2 separate regions of the Mus musculus genome follow, and region 1 is linked to region 2. Evidence: chromatin loops called from intact Hi-C (ENCODE). Cell type or tissue: left cerebral cortex. All regions are shown on one strand. Links, peaks and the distances in the headings refer to the core of each region. The heading gives the core; the rest is flanking DNA.

Region 1 (8,129 bases), core at 2,939-5,438, 820 kb after region 2:
GAAAGAAAAAGAAAAAAAAAATAATAATAAGATCCCAGCAAAAGTGAAACAGGTCTTTATATGGATGTCTTAGAGAACTTTAATGCTTTTCCCTAAAGTAGCCACCCATAAACATGTAAAGAGAAGGCTTGGCACCATTTGCTCAGATATATCTATTTCTGTCTCATTTCTTCAAAGAAGATCATACCACATACCAACACTGACTCCTGGGAAAAGAGTGAAATCCTCAGTTGTTTGTATAGTCATTACAATCTTTGAGCTACATCTTTTTTCATTACTTAGAAGGGCAATAAGATTAAATGATCAGAAAAAAAAGGGCATAGATGTCAAAGCTGAAATATGATCATGATGTGTGTTTCTACCACTCTCTTGCCAGAACAGTGTTATCCAGTTAGGCTAAGGTGATATCAGTCTGATTAAGTAGTTCCAAAAAGATATCTGAAATTTGAATATCTGCCTTTGGAGAAAATATATCAATAAAGTATATCACTGATCTAAAATAACTAATCTTAGCAACTAGTAATACAAAATGTTTCTTCTAAGAAGCCAATGAAGTTTAAAAATAATTGATATAAGAAGCAAAAAGAAAGGAGAAATATGTGCTCCAAGAAAGTAACTGAAGCTTATACTATATTGTAATTTAATTCCGTGGGTAGTCCAAGAAGGTGTCATTACCATTTCCCCCTTTAAGACTTACTGTAGTATTACCAATCAGATAACCATGGAAGAATTGAAAGCAGACATTCAGAGGGATATTTGTTTTGTATATGACCATGGTGGCATTGTTCACAATAACTAAAAGACAGAATAGCCCAAATAGTCAACAGCAGTGAGACAGCTAAACACCATGTGAAAATGTAACACATGGACATCAAAGCAAGACAGGAATGTGACTGCAGCTAAGTCACCTGGGCCAGGACATGCAGTCCAGGACATGCAGGCAGTTCAAGAGAAACATTTAGCAAACAAAAAACTCAATGGGAATTACTATGATATTTAATAAGAAGCTCAAGCAAGTTAAAATGAAATTATTATAAGAGAATGCTAAAAAACTATTTCAGGTAAGTAAGATATAAACAAAATATAAAGTATAAAATGGTAATAAAATGTTTTGACATATTTGGACAGCAGATGAAAGACACAAATGACTTCTCAGAAAAACATATGTGTGTATATGGATGGAAATACACATGTATCACAATCTCACCGATAACCCTATACCTTGTGGCCCACACACAAAAAAACTCAGCACACTACTTCTCAGTTCCTGAAGAACCAGCAGGTGCCAACCTCCACTGGATATTCATGCACACAGATTCAACCCAGGCTTTGTCTCATATCCCAGCTAGCCTATTTTCAGATGGAAAGTAGAAGGGGTTTGTATTAGTCAGGTTCTCTAAAGGAAGGCAATTGATAATATTTAAAAGCGTGTGTGTGGGCTGGTGAGATGGCTCAGTGGGTTAGAGCACCCAACTGCTCTTCCGAAGGTCCAGAGTTCAAATCCCAGCAACCACATGGTGGCTCACAACCATCCATAACGAGATCTGACTTCCTCTTCTGGAGTGTCTGAAGACAGCTACAATGTACTTACATATAATAAATAAATAAATCTTTAAAAAAAAAAGTGTGTGTGTGTCTGTCTGTGTGTCTGTGTGTGTGTGCGTGTGTGTGTGTATGTGTGATATTCAAAGGAGATTTATTAGAGTAGGTTAGAGGCTATAGTTCAACTAATCTACCAATGGAAAGGCCAAGAATCTAGTAGTTGCCCAGAAGGCTCAGAAGTACAAATACGGTGTTAGAGTCCCAGAGGATTCTTAGAGAGCTGCTGATCTTCAATCTACACTGGAATCCTGAAGAAATAGTTTCTAGTACCAGTGAAGAAACCCCTCAGCAAAAGAATAGATGAACTTGCCAGGAAGAATGATGGCAAGCAGGCAAAAAGCAAGTTTCTTTTTTCCATATCCTTTATGTAGGCTGATACCAGAATGTGAGGTCAAGATTTAGGGTGGGTCTTCCCACCTCAAATGATCTAATCAAGAGAACCCCTCACAGGCATGCCTGTGTGCTTGGATTTTAGTCAATTCCAAAATATAGTCAGGTTGACAATTGTCAGAGTTTGAATGAGAATGGTTACCACAGAGTTATACATTTAAATACCTGATCCCTAGTTGATAGAACTGTTAGGAACAGATTTTGTGGTATTGCTTTGTTGAAGGAGGTGTGTCATTGGGGATGGAATTTGATATTTCAAAAGCCCGTGCCATATCCAGTCATTCCCTCCCCAACCACCACCCCTTCCCTCTCATCCTGAGTGCCTACTTGTTGCCAAGTTCCTCGCCATAATGATCATGGACTCACCCTCAGGATTAGGTTTTAAGCAATGAATCCACTCAAGCATTCCAATTTCTCTAAAGCTTAAAATCCTTTCATCAACACTAAACAGAGGTACATCAGGCATTTGCGCAACAATCAATCAAATAAACTCAATGGGTCTACATTGATAAACTCAGCCTGATCCGACTTTGTGTTCCATTCACCATTATTTTATACCTTTATAATCTGTGGTCATATATATCCCCCAGGTTTCTGCTTAAATTAATTAGCAAACTCATTAAATTCTTTAGTGGTGTGGCACGCCTCCTCATAGGTCATATTTCACCTCTAGGTGATTCCTTAGCCCTGAGTCTAGTTATAGGTCTAGAAACAGAGATAGGTGGTTTCTTAGGGACAAGAGCAGCAGTCTGACATCTGCTGCTCTTCAGAAGAGAATGAATTAATTCTCTTAGGCAAAGGCAGAGAGGGAACACTGCATAGACTGGGAATAGAGGTACAAAGGTATCATACTACTGAGCATGGGCAGACTATTTCTTTGAACAATGTGACTCATTGGATTCAGAGGATTCAATGCCTTAAACCTGCTTAGGATCCTCCCACACATCATTATCCCAAGTTACAGGAATCCATTCTTTTTCAATAAGTGTATTTGGTTTAACTCCTCACATTCTATGAGGTTGGCAATTAAATTTGAATTATACCTCAGCAAACTAAATAGTGAGGTCTTGGGTTGGGTTCCTGTGATTTGAGCTCTATGGATTCAGGAGAAAAGATTCTCTGCACTGCACACTTAGAAACCTTTAGATTATTTATATGCATTGATAACTAATAAATTTTATTACTGTTTATTTTTTTCTTTTGTAACTCTGTCCAAATATGCTATAAGGAACCAGCCAACATCATTATTTTCCCTACTTTTTCACAAACACTTAAAACTTTCATACAAAGAATTCCTTACACACCATAAGAGGAAAATCAGGATAGGATCATCAGGTGCATGTATATAAATAAGTTCCTTAAATAGTTCATATCATGGATTTTCAATGCTGTCTATAGAATTGAAGGAGTCTTTAGTGACAGTCAGTTCCATCTCATGGAAGAACAAGTTACAGATACCGCTGATCCCACTAGAAAAACTTGTCCTTGCTATTCTGTTTCTATTAAACCTCTCTGTGGATCCGGGAAATGAAGGGCCTCATAGTCACTTCAGTGTTGTGGCTTTTTGAATTGCATCTATGAAAGAAAGGGGCATTTCACATGCTGAGCACCAATGGGTGTAAGCTGGCTATAGTTCCTGTCTTTCAAACAAGTCTTGGGAGTGGGCAGTCCTAACATTGACAGAAGCTTGACTAAGGCTTATGTGACAGCTGTTGGCTTTCTGTTTTTGAATTTCATATCTGTGTCCATCACCTGGGTGTGCATTTGAAATCATTCTAGAAGGTGCAATATAAGTTGATCAGCTGCAGAATTTGAGTAATTCTGCCTTACTGGAACTGTAAAGCTTAGAGTTTCAGCTGCAAAAGTGTCTGCTGGGCCTTAAAGAGCAGCATCATGCTGTGTGCTATCTCCACTCCTCAGTACCTGTGGGGAAGTACATCTTTCTCCCAAGCAACATCTGAGTCTTCCATCTACTGTAATCAACAGAACTGGAGTGCCTTCTACTGACTCACGGAGCAAACCACAGTTTAGTAATAAGAAGAAAGGAAGTGCTTTGCTCCCTTCAGAATGAGCTCTGTACAAGATGCCCATGAATCTGGAACGTTGAGGTTCTAAAGAAGTATCATAGGCTGGGGGACCTAAATCTGAACAGAAAAAAAGCTCATGAGTGCCAGCTGCTGTGAAAACATGAAAATCTGAGTTGGAGCTGCTCACACTGGAACATAAGGAGTCTGATAGGGAAAATTCAATGAGAAATTCAAGTGGCTGAGGTGTCTTCAAGTAAAGGATCTAATTATAAGCAAGGTTGCCCGGGGAACACAGTCTCCTTCTGCTACCTTCAGATCAAGATGTAGAACTCTCAGCTCCTTCAGCACTGTCTGCCCAGGTGCTGCTATGCTTCCTGCCACAATGATCAGACACCAAACCTCTGAAATTGTAAGCCAGCCCCAATTAGATGTTTTCCTTTATAAGAGTTGCCTTGGTCGGAGCTGAAGGAGTTTGCAACCCTATAGGAGGAACAACAATATAAACTAAGCAGTACCCCCCACCCCCCCAGAGCTCCCTGGGACTAAACCACCAATCAAAGAAAACACATTGTTGGAGGGGGGGGACACACTCATGTCTCTAGCTGCATATATAGCAGAGGATGGCCTAGTCAGTCATCAATGGAAAGAGAGGCCCTTGTGAAGGTTCTATGCCCCAGTATAGGGGAATGCCAGGGCCAAGAAGTGGGAGTGGGTAGGTTGGGGAGCAGGGCGAGGGGGGAGGGGCTGGGGATTTTCAGAGAGGAAAATAGGAAAGGAGATAACATTTGAAATGTAAATAAAAAAAAAAAGAGACCAGTCCGAGCAGGAGAGCATGCTGGTGGCAGAAGCGACATAGCTTCTGGGACAGGGTCCCTTTTGGGGCTTCATCTTCAGCCAGGAGGCATAGCTGAGCTCCAGACCTCTGCTCACTTGCCTGCAGAGAGTACTCTGACCACTGAGACTCATTTGAGATTTGGACTCCCAGGAGTGCTGACAGAGGCTAACAGAATCACAGGAGGAACAAGCTCCAGCCAGAGACAGATATATCAACTAACGCCAGAGATTACCAGATGGCAAAAGGCAAACGTAGCAATCTTGCTAACAGAAAACAAGACCACTCAGCATGATCAGTACCCAGCACTCCCACCACAGTGAGTCCTGGATACCCCAACACACCTGAAAAGAAAGATTTAAATCATATCTCATGATGCTGGTAGAGGATTTTAAGGAGGACATTAATAACTCACTTAAAGAAATACAGGAGAACACAGCTAAACAGGTATAAGGCCTTAAAGAGGAAGCAAAAAAATCCCTTAAAGAACTACAGGAAAACACTACTAAACAGGTAGAAGTCCTTAAAGAAGAAACACAAAAATCCCTTAAAGAATTACAGGAAAACACTACAAAACAGGTGATGGAATTGAACAAAACCATCCAAAATCTAAAAATGGAACTAGAAACAATGAAGAAAACCCAAAGGGAAACAACACTGGAGATAGAAACCCTAGGAAAGAAATAATGAACCATAAATGTGAGCATCAGCAACAGAATACAAGAGATGGAAGAGAGAATCTCAGATGCAGAAGATTCCATAGAGAACATGGACATAACAGCCAAAGAAAATGCAAAATGCAAAAAGATCCTAACTCAAAACATCCAGGAAATCCAGGACAAAATGAGAAGACCAAACCTAAGAAATCAAGCAGGGCTCCTAGACATGCCCAAACCTTTCTTGGACATGTGTGAATATGTTATCATTGTGCTAGGAATCGTGACCCAAATATTGAGGTCATGATAACATCCAGGCTGATAATTTGGCTATGGGACAAGAATTAGCAGTCTAAATGGTACACTCAATACTGACATTAATGTAAGGCACAATACTAGCCAACTAATACCCAAGCTATCAAGAAATGCTATGTGAGAATCCATGCAATTATTTAGAAGTAGTGTAGATCTTGTACTTTGTATTTTTATTTGTTTGTTTGGGGGTATTTTGTTAACTTAATACAGGAAGATTCATCTAGAAAAAAGGAATTGCTACTATCAGATTGGCTGATAGACAAATCTTTAGGGCTTTTTTTTTTAAGTGATTGATATGGGGGACCCAGATCACTATAAGTGGTGCTGCCCCTAGGAAGGTGGTTCTGATTTGTTTGTTTGTTTGTTTGTTTGTTTGTTTGTTTTCTTGTCATTTTCTTTCTAACATAACGTTTTTACTGATTGAGAATATTATACAATGCATTCTGATCACATTTGCATCCTATTCATCCTAGGTCCACCCTCTTACTTTTACACTCCACCTCCCAAATATGCCAAGTGCAAACTGGGTTGCCATATACCCACTAGAGTGGCCTTCTCCCTATAGATAACTAAGTCCTTTCCCATCCCCTTACCAGAAGTCCAAAACTGTGAAGAACTACATATGATTATCATAATCTTCCTGTCTAGACTGTTTCTTTTTTCTTTGGGGAAGGGGTGTTGTTACAGAAGCCTTTAATGTCGCTCCTCAACTTTGGGTTTTATAAGGAAAACAGACTGAACAAGCTGATAAGCAGCATTCCTGCATGTCCTCTGTTTCAGTTCCTACCTCCATGTTCCTGCCTTGAGACATGCCCTTGTGACCGCCCACGGCCACACAAACTGGGTACTCCTGAAAGGCAGGCTGGGGCTGAAAGAGACTAGTTGGTGAGAAAAGAAAGAGGCCAAGACAAATTTTTCTCTGATCAAGGCCCCCAAGTTTACTAAGAGACTGTGCTTATAAAGGGGGAAGGCCCATCCCCAGACAATCCATTCCTGATGCCTGGAGCCAGCCTGTAGGTGTCTCCAGAATGTTTCAAGGGTTTCTCAGCAAGTAGCAGAGTCTCAAAGAGCAGCTGTAGTTGACATAACAATAGAGCCATCTAAGTCAGAAGGCTACACCCCAGGTGATCTCCATATTCAGTGGCAGCAAAGTCTGAATCAGCCTGCTTCAAGGCTGAGGGAGGCTACATGCCCTGAATTAGAAATGGCTTGAACTTTGGTAAGGGCATCTGCTTACTGATTTCCAGGGAAAGTTTATGGACTGCCACATGGAAAATTATCAGGAATTCTGATTCCTGTTGAACTCTGTTATATATCTCTTTCTATATTTGTTGCCTTTATAATAGCCAACCCAGCACCTGCCAGTCCTCCTTTTCCCACTGGGTTATTCATAAAGTGGGTTCTCTATCTACAGACAAAATGTCAGTACAAATTGTCACAAGCCAAGTCTCATGAGTTATTACTATTCATTGGGCTCTTAACTCAGCCCACTGGCTACTTTTCATTTAGTCACATGGTATCTGTTTTCATTTGTATCACTACAGCTATCCACTCTTGTTTGGTGTGTACCAGCACCATCTTTGTACCAGGTATCTACAGGAATGAGTAGTATCCCTTCCAGTACTTCATCTGGTTTAGTTGTTGGTTCAATTGCTGGAGGATTCTCTGTGGCTTTAAAGCACACTGCTCCTGGGACAGCCTACATGGCCTTGGTGATAGGGTTTGCATATACCACGCTGGAAGAAAGCATGCCACATTTGTAGCATTTGATTCTGTGCTACACAACAAAGGGGTTTGGCCAGGAGGCCTTCAGTCCAGTTCTTCATTGGTTAAGCTGTTTTTTTACCATTGCAATGCTTTTTATACCTCTTAAACCTGCTGTTCTGGTGCTGTGCACTGAGCTTCTGCTACTTTCATTGTCTGAGACCAAACACTACTGGAACCATCTGCTCTTGTTGCAGATTGACTTCTAACAGACAAGGACACTGAGGTAGTGGGGCAAATAGCTATGTAGCCTGTCCTATAAGGATCTTTGTCTTTTTAAAATCTTTATGAGGTATTCTTCCCCAACCACATATAGCATTGTTTATCAAGTTATACATAGGAAGGACAGCATAGGCAAGATGGGGCATAAAAATCTGCCAATATCCCAAGAGTTCTCAAAATGCCCATAGCTCCTTACATGTACAGGTACAGGCTGCTTTAGGATTTTGTCAATAGCATTGTCACATATCATATGTGTTTTACAAGACCATAATACCCCCAAGAATTTTACAATTGTGCCTGGCCATTGAATATTCTGTGGAT
Region 2 (8,129 bases), core at 5,114-7,613:
TTTGATAGCAAGAACCTTTACACAGTGATCCATCTTTCTGATCCTGCTTCAAGAGCTTCATATGAACCTGTTGTGGATGGCTCTGGTGATGTGTTTATTTCGATGTTAGTTTTCCAGAAGGGGCTATCTGGAACAAGGAATGAGTCACATTCTCAGGTGACTTCTTGTGAATCTTCCTCCAAATAAATAAAGGAACCAATCACTGGGTAAGTAGGAGGGACTTCCAGGTTGAATGGAGAAAGAGAGGAAGCAGGAGAGAGTTAGGGGCTTTTTGGATTGGGATAGAGAGAGGACAAGATTTAGGTCCTAGTATCTCTGAGCTTATATGGCAAATCATGGCGGATTTGCTACCGGAGGATTCAGATTTAATATGGCTTACAAGATTACAGGATTCTAGTTGTTGCACCCAGCGATATCATTGTTTCTGAACTAAGTTTGTGTGGTGTTTTCCTTCATGTGGCAATTTGGCTGGGTTCAAGGGAGAAAGGTATGGAGGCAAAGCATGGGTTTGCCAGATGTGCACCATGGGGGTTTTGAAGCACAAAGCTCGCACCATAACAACCCACCAGTGGGAACTTAGTGAGTGAGTTGGGTAGACAGATTTTGGAGCACTGAGTCAGAGAGTCTCCACAAGATAAAAACTGGCTGGCAAGACCTCAGGGGCTGAGAGTAGCTCGGAGAAATGAAGGAAAATGCCACTTTCTTTTACTATTTCCTGCAACATGAACTATGTATGTCTTCAAGCCATTCAGTGTAAGAAAATACAAAGTGTAAAGAAACCAAAGGTTTAGTAACAAATTATCTTTAGCCATTGTTTTTTCAAGGTAAAATCTGAGTCTTTCTTTGTCTTGTTGATCCTTCATTTGTTTAACTCACATATATGATTTGGCATAGAATCCTCTAGTAAAGTGTATTGAAAGTATACAAATATAAATTTCTGAGAAGATGAAGATAGTACAAAAGACCATACTACTTCCTAGTAAATAAAAACAAATAAAAGTAAATTTTTACACAAAAAGTAGCATACATGCCCCACAGTAGCTATGGTTACCTGCATGAAACCTCTACAAGACCAAGCCACTTAAAATTTTAGTATGGAAGGCGTTTATGGAGAAATGATCTTTACTAGGGACAGCAAAAGTCACTTTTCTTTAGAAATAACCAGTTGGCTCCATATTCCCGAGTGGATGGCCACACAAATGGGTAGAAGTAATTGAACTCCATGGATTTAAAGAAAAAAAAACCATGAACAAATAAATGAAAACCAAAAAGGAAATGAGGTCAGGAAGGAGATGTGTTATGGATGAGTTGGAGAGAAGAAATGGAGGGTGAATAAGATGAAGATATATTTATGAAAATATCAAGGAATGAATAAAGTATACTCACTGTTTAATATCAGTGTAATTTGATAAAGACAATTTGTGACTTTATTTTTTCTTCTAAAAACAAGGACAATATTTTATAGGATTAACAATATTTTATAGGATTAACAATTTGAGAGATGGTCACTGAAATAATGCATATAAAAATGTGTGGTATCTTGGCAAGCTCACACTAACCATCTGGGACTGCAGAGAAGGATCAGTTGCTTACAGAACTTTTTATTCTTACAGAAGACCTAAGTTCTGCTCCAATATCCATGTTGGGTGACTCACAAATCTCTATAACTCCAGCTCTAGAGAACTTGTCACTCTCTTCTGACCTCCACCGACACCTGTACGTAAGAGCACATACTTTCATGCAGATACAAAAGTTTTTTAAAAAGTAAATCTTTACTCAAAAAGAGGCTATTCTTAGCATTATCCATGATCATATGATCCTATAGAACTGAGTGTTGTCCGGTTCTATATTACAGCACTGTATTGGAGCCGAGCTAAGCTGGAAAAGGCATAAGGGTTGAAAACAACTCTGTGTCTATTACTTCATCCACTTCTAGATTTGGGATGGATGTGTGCATAGTATCCAAAGCCAGCCAGAGGTTATATAGTGAGAAGCTGACTCAAAATTAAAAATAAAAATATTTCTAATGTCTGATCATGCCAAAACTATGTTCACTTATAAAGTAACTGTAACTTGTGGTGCAATGTCACATTGTAAGTTTTAAAGTTAAGAACATACCAATAAATTTAAAACAATTAAGTTTATTTAAAATTGAAGTGATTAAAAAATTAGGATGTTTAATGTACAGTCGTGTTAACCTATTTTCCACTAGGTGGCAGATGTTGTCAAGAAGTTAGAGAAAAGAAAAGAAAACTCTATCACTTCCAAAGCTGACCAGTAGGTGTCTCTTTGCAACCACGTATCTCTGAGCCCGTGTATAAAATACAGGCAGGTATAACATTTTCCAGTCTTTCTTGTTCATTGGATAGATAGCATCATTATTACTCTGCAGAAGTATAAACCAAGCACTAAAGAGGTGAACTCGAGGTGAAGGACTATTCACATTGTCTCTACCCAGCAGGAAAGGAAACTCAAATTCTACAAGAGGAAAAAGAGGTTAAATACAGATGAGTAGCAGAAAGCACCCTATTAAATTTTTTTCTCAGGTTAAAGAAGACTTCCTATTTAAAATATCTCGAATAGTGCTGACCAAATGTGCAGATATTTACTCAACGAGTAGCATTCCTGCTCACTTCTGAGAGACAGAGAAAGTTAGTAGATAAGGAAGGGTCTGTCTAGTGAATACATAAGAAATGATAAAAATCCCTAACCAGGGGATGGCATCCCGACATCATTTTCATTGGTACTGTTTTTATTCCAAATTCAATAGGTGCAAGCATGCGCACACACACACATGCACACACACCTGCCCAGCTTTAACGACGGGAAAACATGATCTCTTTTTCTGTCTTTCTCTCTTTTCGTGTGTGTGTGTGTGTGTGTGTGTGTGTGTGTGTAATTTTTTTCCATATTGCAACGACAGTCTTCAATATACAATTCGAAGTATATAAGCAGAATACTGCATGGCCATAGGATTCTGCTAAATTTGCCTTTTATGCTAGAGAATATTTATCTAGTTAAATGTAAAGTCAATTAGTATGTGTAGGAAATGTTACTTCTATAATTTTAAGGGATAGTTTACTTTTTCAGAGACTGAGTTGAATTAAAAATAAGGAGTGAAAATATGTCTAAATTCATATAGATATATAAACATGCACAAACCCACAAAGGAAATTATACCACTGTCAACGAAGCTCCAGTTAATATTATAAAAATTTGTTCCTATCCAGCATATTTTAAAATTAATAGTATTTTGTAGTAGTGTACAGATACTACTGACTAACCCAATGACTTTTCATCAATTCACGTTCTTCACAACAGGTATTAATGATCCTGCCATGTGCTGTGCCTCCAAAGAACTATGGTTCACTTTAGGGATGGGCCCAGCACTATATGGGATATCCTATTTTTTCATGGCCTAGGTATTTCACTTGGAAATAGATTGACTTCATTTTCTTAACATAACAGACAGCTTCCATCCACTATCTTTCTATATATGTGAAGACCTACATGTGTATAGTATAAATACCAACTATTCCAACCAAGACATTTCTCTGCTGAAAGAATATGACCATGTCTTCTCTGGAAAGAAAGGAAGGAAGGAAGAAAGGAAGAAAGAAAGAGAAAGAAAGAAAGAAAGAAAGAAAGAAAGAAAGAAAGGGAGGGGAAGAGGGAGTGGAGGGGGAGGGGAGGGAAGGGGAAGAGAGGAAAGGGGAGGGGAGGGGAGGGAAGGAAAGGGAAAAGAGAAGAGAAGAGAAGAGAAGAGAAGAGAAGAGAAGAGAAGAGAAGAGAAGAGAAGAAGCCAGCCCGCCTGGAGTCAGGAGGGAAAAATACCCCAAGAATTCAGGAAGCCTTGTGGGAAAGACTCAAATCATCCTAGTCAGCTACTCTAGAAAGTACAGGAAATGAGAGAATGAGAAAAATGAGATGGTATGAACTTTCCAGGGTCCCATGAGATTCAGGAGTCAGTTTTATGGGAAACAAGTCAAGATTACCTTCCAGTGGGTTTAAGCTTGAAGAAAAGTTATGAAGCCCACTAAAAAAGGCTATAGGAATTTGTGACCATTTATTTCCTTAGATTACATTTTAAACTCTAAGGTTTAGCCTTCCTTAATTTAACTTACCTGACATCTCTAGTTTGACTTGGCTGGGGTTCTCTTCCACAAGAAGTATCTCTCTTATAAGTTATTTCTATAACCTACCTAATTAAGGAACATCAGTTTCTCTCCAGCTTAGGACTAATTTCTTGGTTTGGCAAAGGCTACCCACCACTAACTTCAATCAATCAATCAATCAATCAATCAATCAATCAGTCAGTCTATCAGTCTATCTATCTATCTATCTATCATCTATCTATCTATCTATCTATCTATCTATCTATCTATCTATCCATCTATCCATCTATTGATTTATCTGTGTATGACTGTATGTGTGTGTCTGTCTGTCTCGCAGTCTCTCTTTATGTCTATTTCCCTCCTTTTCTATGAATACAGAATGAAGTATTTAAAATGTTGGTGTATCTAAGGACAAATCCCTGCCTTGCACAAACAAAATCTTGCAGTCTGTGACTAAAAGCAGCACCCCAATCTATTGAAGTCTGCAGGGAGAAACCGTTATAGCAGAGTCCTCCCACCTGGCCTTGGGTATGATAAGCTTCCATTCTTGCATTTTCATTACATCAGTTTAATATCAATTTTCCTCTGCTGTGCCCAAGCAGAGCTTCTGTTTAACATGATTTATGTCATCAGCCGGTGGACTTCCTCCTGCGGCCAGTGGGACACATCTCACATAGATAAGGCATGAATCAGATCAGTTGAGCTCAATACTGGCTAGCACAATCTGGAACACACAGGTTACTTGACTGCAGTCTGTAATTTAACACAACCCCTGGGTCCTTGGACACAAAGGGGCTGGTTTCCCTGTTTCAAATTCACTGGTTCTTTAAAAGCACAATGAATCGTTAATGATTTTTTAAATTGCAACAACTCACTTTAGCAGGTTATCTTCTGGCGTTCCCTGTTGTCATGTGTGGCTTTGTGCCCTCTTTCAATACTAGATAAAAAACAAACGGTGTGTTTTACTGGAAATTAGGTGGAAGGGGCAAGATTTCTTGCCCTATAGAGCAGGTGTCTAAATCTGAGCAAACCCACTAGAAATAGGTCAACTCAGACTCCAGCTCTGATCCATACTCATGGTAGCTTAGAAAGAAATCTAATACATTTTCTTGTTTTCTTGTCACCTGCAGATTCAGTTCCCTTAGTTTAAGGATTCATATAAATATCTTTCTGTATTTGACATTGAAATCAGTGACTATTGTAAAGAGAAAGAGGAATCATTGAAATTAACCCAGGAAGTCTGCGGGTTTCCCCCTCCCCCGCTCACACGCCCGTTTTCTCATCCCCAGATTAAGAAGTTATGCTGCTTGACAATGCACTTTTCTCTTGCAAGTCTCAACATCGCTGGTGGTATTCTGTTTCCGCTGTTTTCTTCCAGCACCTGTTACGAAAAAAAAGTTAGTTGTCTTGGGGTGGGGAGGTGGGGGAATTGGATTCTGCAATTTTGTTGGGAAGAGTCAGGGTAACATTGAAATAAACAGAGTTGCCTGTGGGCACAGTGAAAACTGCACTTTTAAAATGAATCACTTCGGAGTATTTTTACACCTACCCCTATGTGCAAATGCAAGTGAAGTGACCGGCTGGCTACTGGACTACCTAAACTGCCAGTCAAAGAACTTGGCAAAAGAATCCTTTACCCCATCTTTTAATGCAAACCAGGGATGTGGCGTGAGGAAGGGGGAGGCTTTTGAAGACTAAAGAAAACACCACTAAGTAACGGCAGACACTAAGAATTGTCAGTAGAGATTCATATTTTTTTTTCTTTCTCTAAAATACCATGCGCTACAAAGGGAGGAAGTCTTGTCACATGTCTTCATCAGAACTTTCCATACTTCTTCCAGAGTTTGCCTATTGTCGGAGTCTGCACCAGCCTTCCCTTTTATCTTTACACTCTTCCAGTTCCTGGGGTAGGCTGTAAGGCTTTACTTTCAAGTGTCTAACGCAGCGATCAGCAAGTTAACTTTCTGGCACGCCGCCCTAGACCTGCTGTGGCAGCTGCGGGGAGCCTTTACCTTCCTTTCCCAAAAGCCAGAGCCTACAGCTGCTTGTGTGCAATAACCCCCCTCCAGACGCAACTTCCAAATATAGACTCTCTGGCCACTAGGGGCTGCGCGGTCCCAGTCCGGAGGGCCGCCCTTCCTTCCCGCCCTCGCCTTGCCAGGCACTGCCCACATCTGGAAGCCAAGTCGCCGTAGGTCACCTAGCGGAAACACGTTTCCCCAGTGCTCAAGAACCGAGATTTCCTTTCTTGAAAACATTTAATGTATTTTGAGCCTCCACTGAAATGCCATGAGCAGCCCATTTTGAACCAGAAAAATTTAGTCTGACAACAGAGTCTTCCTCTATTCACAGCTGTTCCAGAAGGAGGAGCTGAAATCTGAACCTCTTGGCTGTGATTGGTTACTTCTAGAAAAAGCAACGGAGAAGGCGCCTCCCCGCCCAGAGGAGCTCAGTCGGGCAGGGAGCCGGGTGACTTCAGAGGCGCCTGCCTGTCCCCCGCCGCACCTGAGCCACCGCGATGCTATAGGACCGCCGCCTGGACCGTTATCCGCCCGCGCCCGCCCGCAGCCACCATGCCGCGCTCCTTCCTGGTCAAGAAACATTTCAACGCCTCCAAGAAGCCCAACTACAGCGAACTGGACACACACACAGGTAAAAATCGCCTCTGTAAATCTGTGCGCGAGTAAACCGCGGTTCTATTGCTTGACTCAGAGAACACACCGGGCCGCTTTCCTTTTAATGCTGTGCCAAAACTGTCCTTGCAGTCTCTTGATTACTTAGGTTAAGTTTTAATTCAAAACCTTTGAGATCTTTGCTGACAAGGAAAGCTTCCTTCCGGTCGGGCAGTATAGTTCTCTGAGCCTGTGTGTACGCAAAAGGAGTGCACGGACGTGATCGCACCCTTCCCCTCGCCTGAGCAGCAATCTCCTGAAGCCAAGCACTTGGGAAAGCAGCTGGATTCGTGCATGCCATTACCCGCCACAGGCACGGTACAGCTAGAACAGCCCACGCATAAAATGAAAAGCAACTTTATAAAAAGTTTTAATATAGTGTCTAGTTCTTCGTTCTAAATTGGGACAGCAAGGCTAGTCCAGAATGAAGGTTAGTCAGGGCAACTGTCAGCCTGCACGAGGACAGTAAGCCCAGGTGAAGGGAAGACTTTATGTGTGTCCTGTGAGTAAGGCTGTCTTCACTAGAGAGTCTCCTATGGAGTCTCCTGCATGTTGTTATGGTCTCTCTCAGACTGTGTACATATATTTTAAAAATATTTTGCCTTAATTTTTTCTTTCCTTCCTTTTCTTTCTTCCAGTTATTATTTCCCCATATCTCTATGAAAGTTACCCTATACCTGTCATACCAAAACCAGAGATCCTCACCTCGGGAGCATACAGCCCTATTACTGTATGGACATCGTCGGCAGCTCCACTCCACTCTCCTTTACCCAGTGGCCTTTCTCCTCTTACTGGATACTCCTCATCCTTGGGGCGTGTAAGTCCCCCGCCTTCCTCTGACACTTCATCCAAGGATCACAGTGGTTCAGAAAGTCCCATTAGTGACGAAGAGGAGAGACTGCAGCCCAAGCTTTCAGACCCCCATGCCATCGAAGCTGAGAAGTTTCAGTGCAATTTATGCAATAAGACCTATTCTACGTTCTCTGGGCTGGCCAAACACAAGCAGCTGCACTGTGATGCCCAGTCTAGGAAATCGTTCAGCTGCAAGTACTGTGACAAGGAATATGTGAGCCTGGGTGCCCTGAAGATGCACATTCGAACCCACACATTGCCTTGTGTCTGCAAGATCTGTGGCAAGGCTTTCTCCAGACCCTGGCTGCTTCAAGGACACATTAGAACTCACACTGGTAAGAGAAATGTAGAAAACCATGCCTCTCAGCTCAAACAGTGGTGTGACAGAGCTGTCTGCGGGGTGTCTTAAGGGACTGACAGGGGGTGTTTTTCATAAGGTGAACCACTGATAGCTGCTTTCTGCTCTAAAGCTTGTTAGAACAGCAAGTGC

The links. Peaks named below come from ENCODE experiments on the same cell type or tissue, not always from the same donor. Only the 100,000 strongest peaks of a DNase experiment are listed, where the experiment ranks them.
Region 1: it touches region 2 in a loop (9-fold over the local background); 7 of 42 quality-filtered maps call a loop at or near these places.

Annotation. Positions count from the first base shown.
Region 1 is chr16:15,517,088-15,525,216 of GRCm38, forward strand. All of the region lies in intron 1 of Gm41424 (a long non-coding RNA gene), which reads right to left. Among named protein-coding and RNA genes, the nearest start is that of Gm41424, 7.9 kb to the right of the region's middle. In left cerebral cortex, for the core only: a CTCF peak has its summit at 4,008; a DNase peak (open chromatin) is centred at 4,080.
Region 2 is chr16:14,699,286-14,707,414 of GRCm38, forward strand. It overlaps Snai2 (snail family zinc finger 2), which reads left to right and starts at 6,567. Exons shown (of 3, transcript NM_011415.3): 1 at 6,567-6,767; 2 at 7,426-7,974. The coding sequence starts at 6,689. In left cerebral cortex, for the core only: a CTCF peak has its summit at 6,232; DNase peaks (open chromatin) are centred at 5,987, 6,301, 6,505 and 6,996; H3K4me3 peaks cover 1,449 bases; H3K27ac peaks cover 237 bases.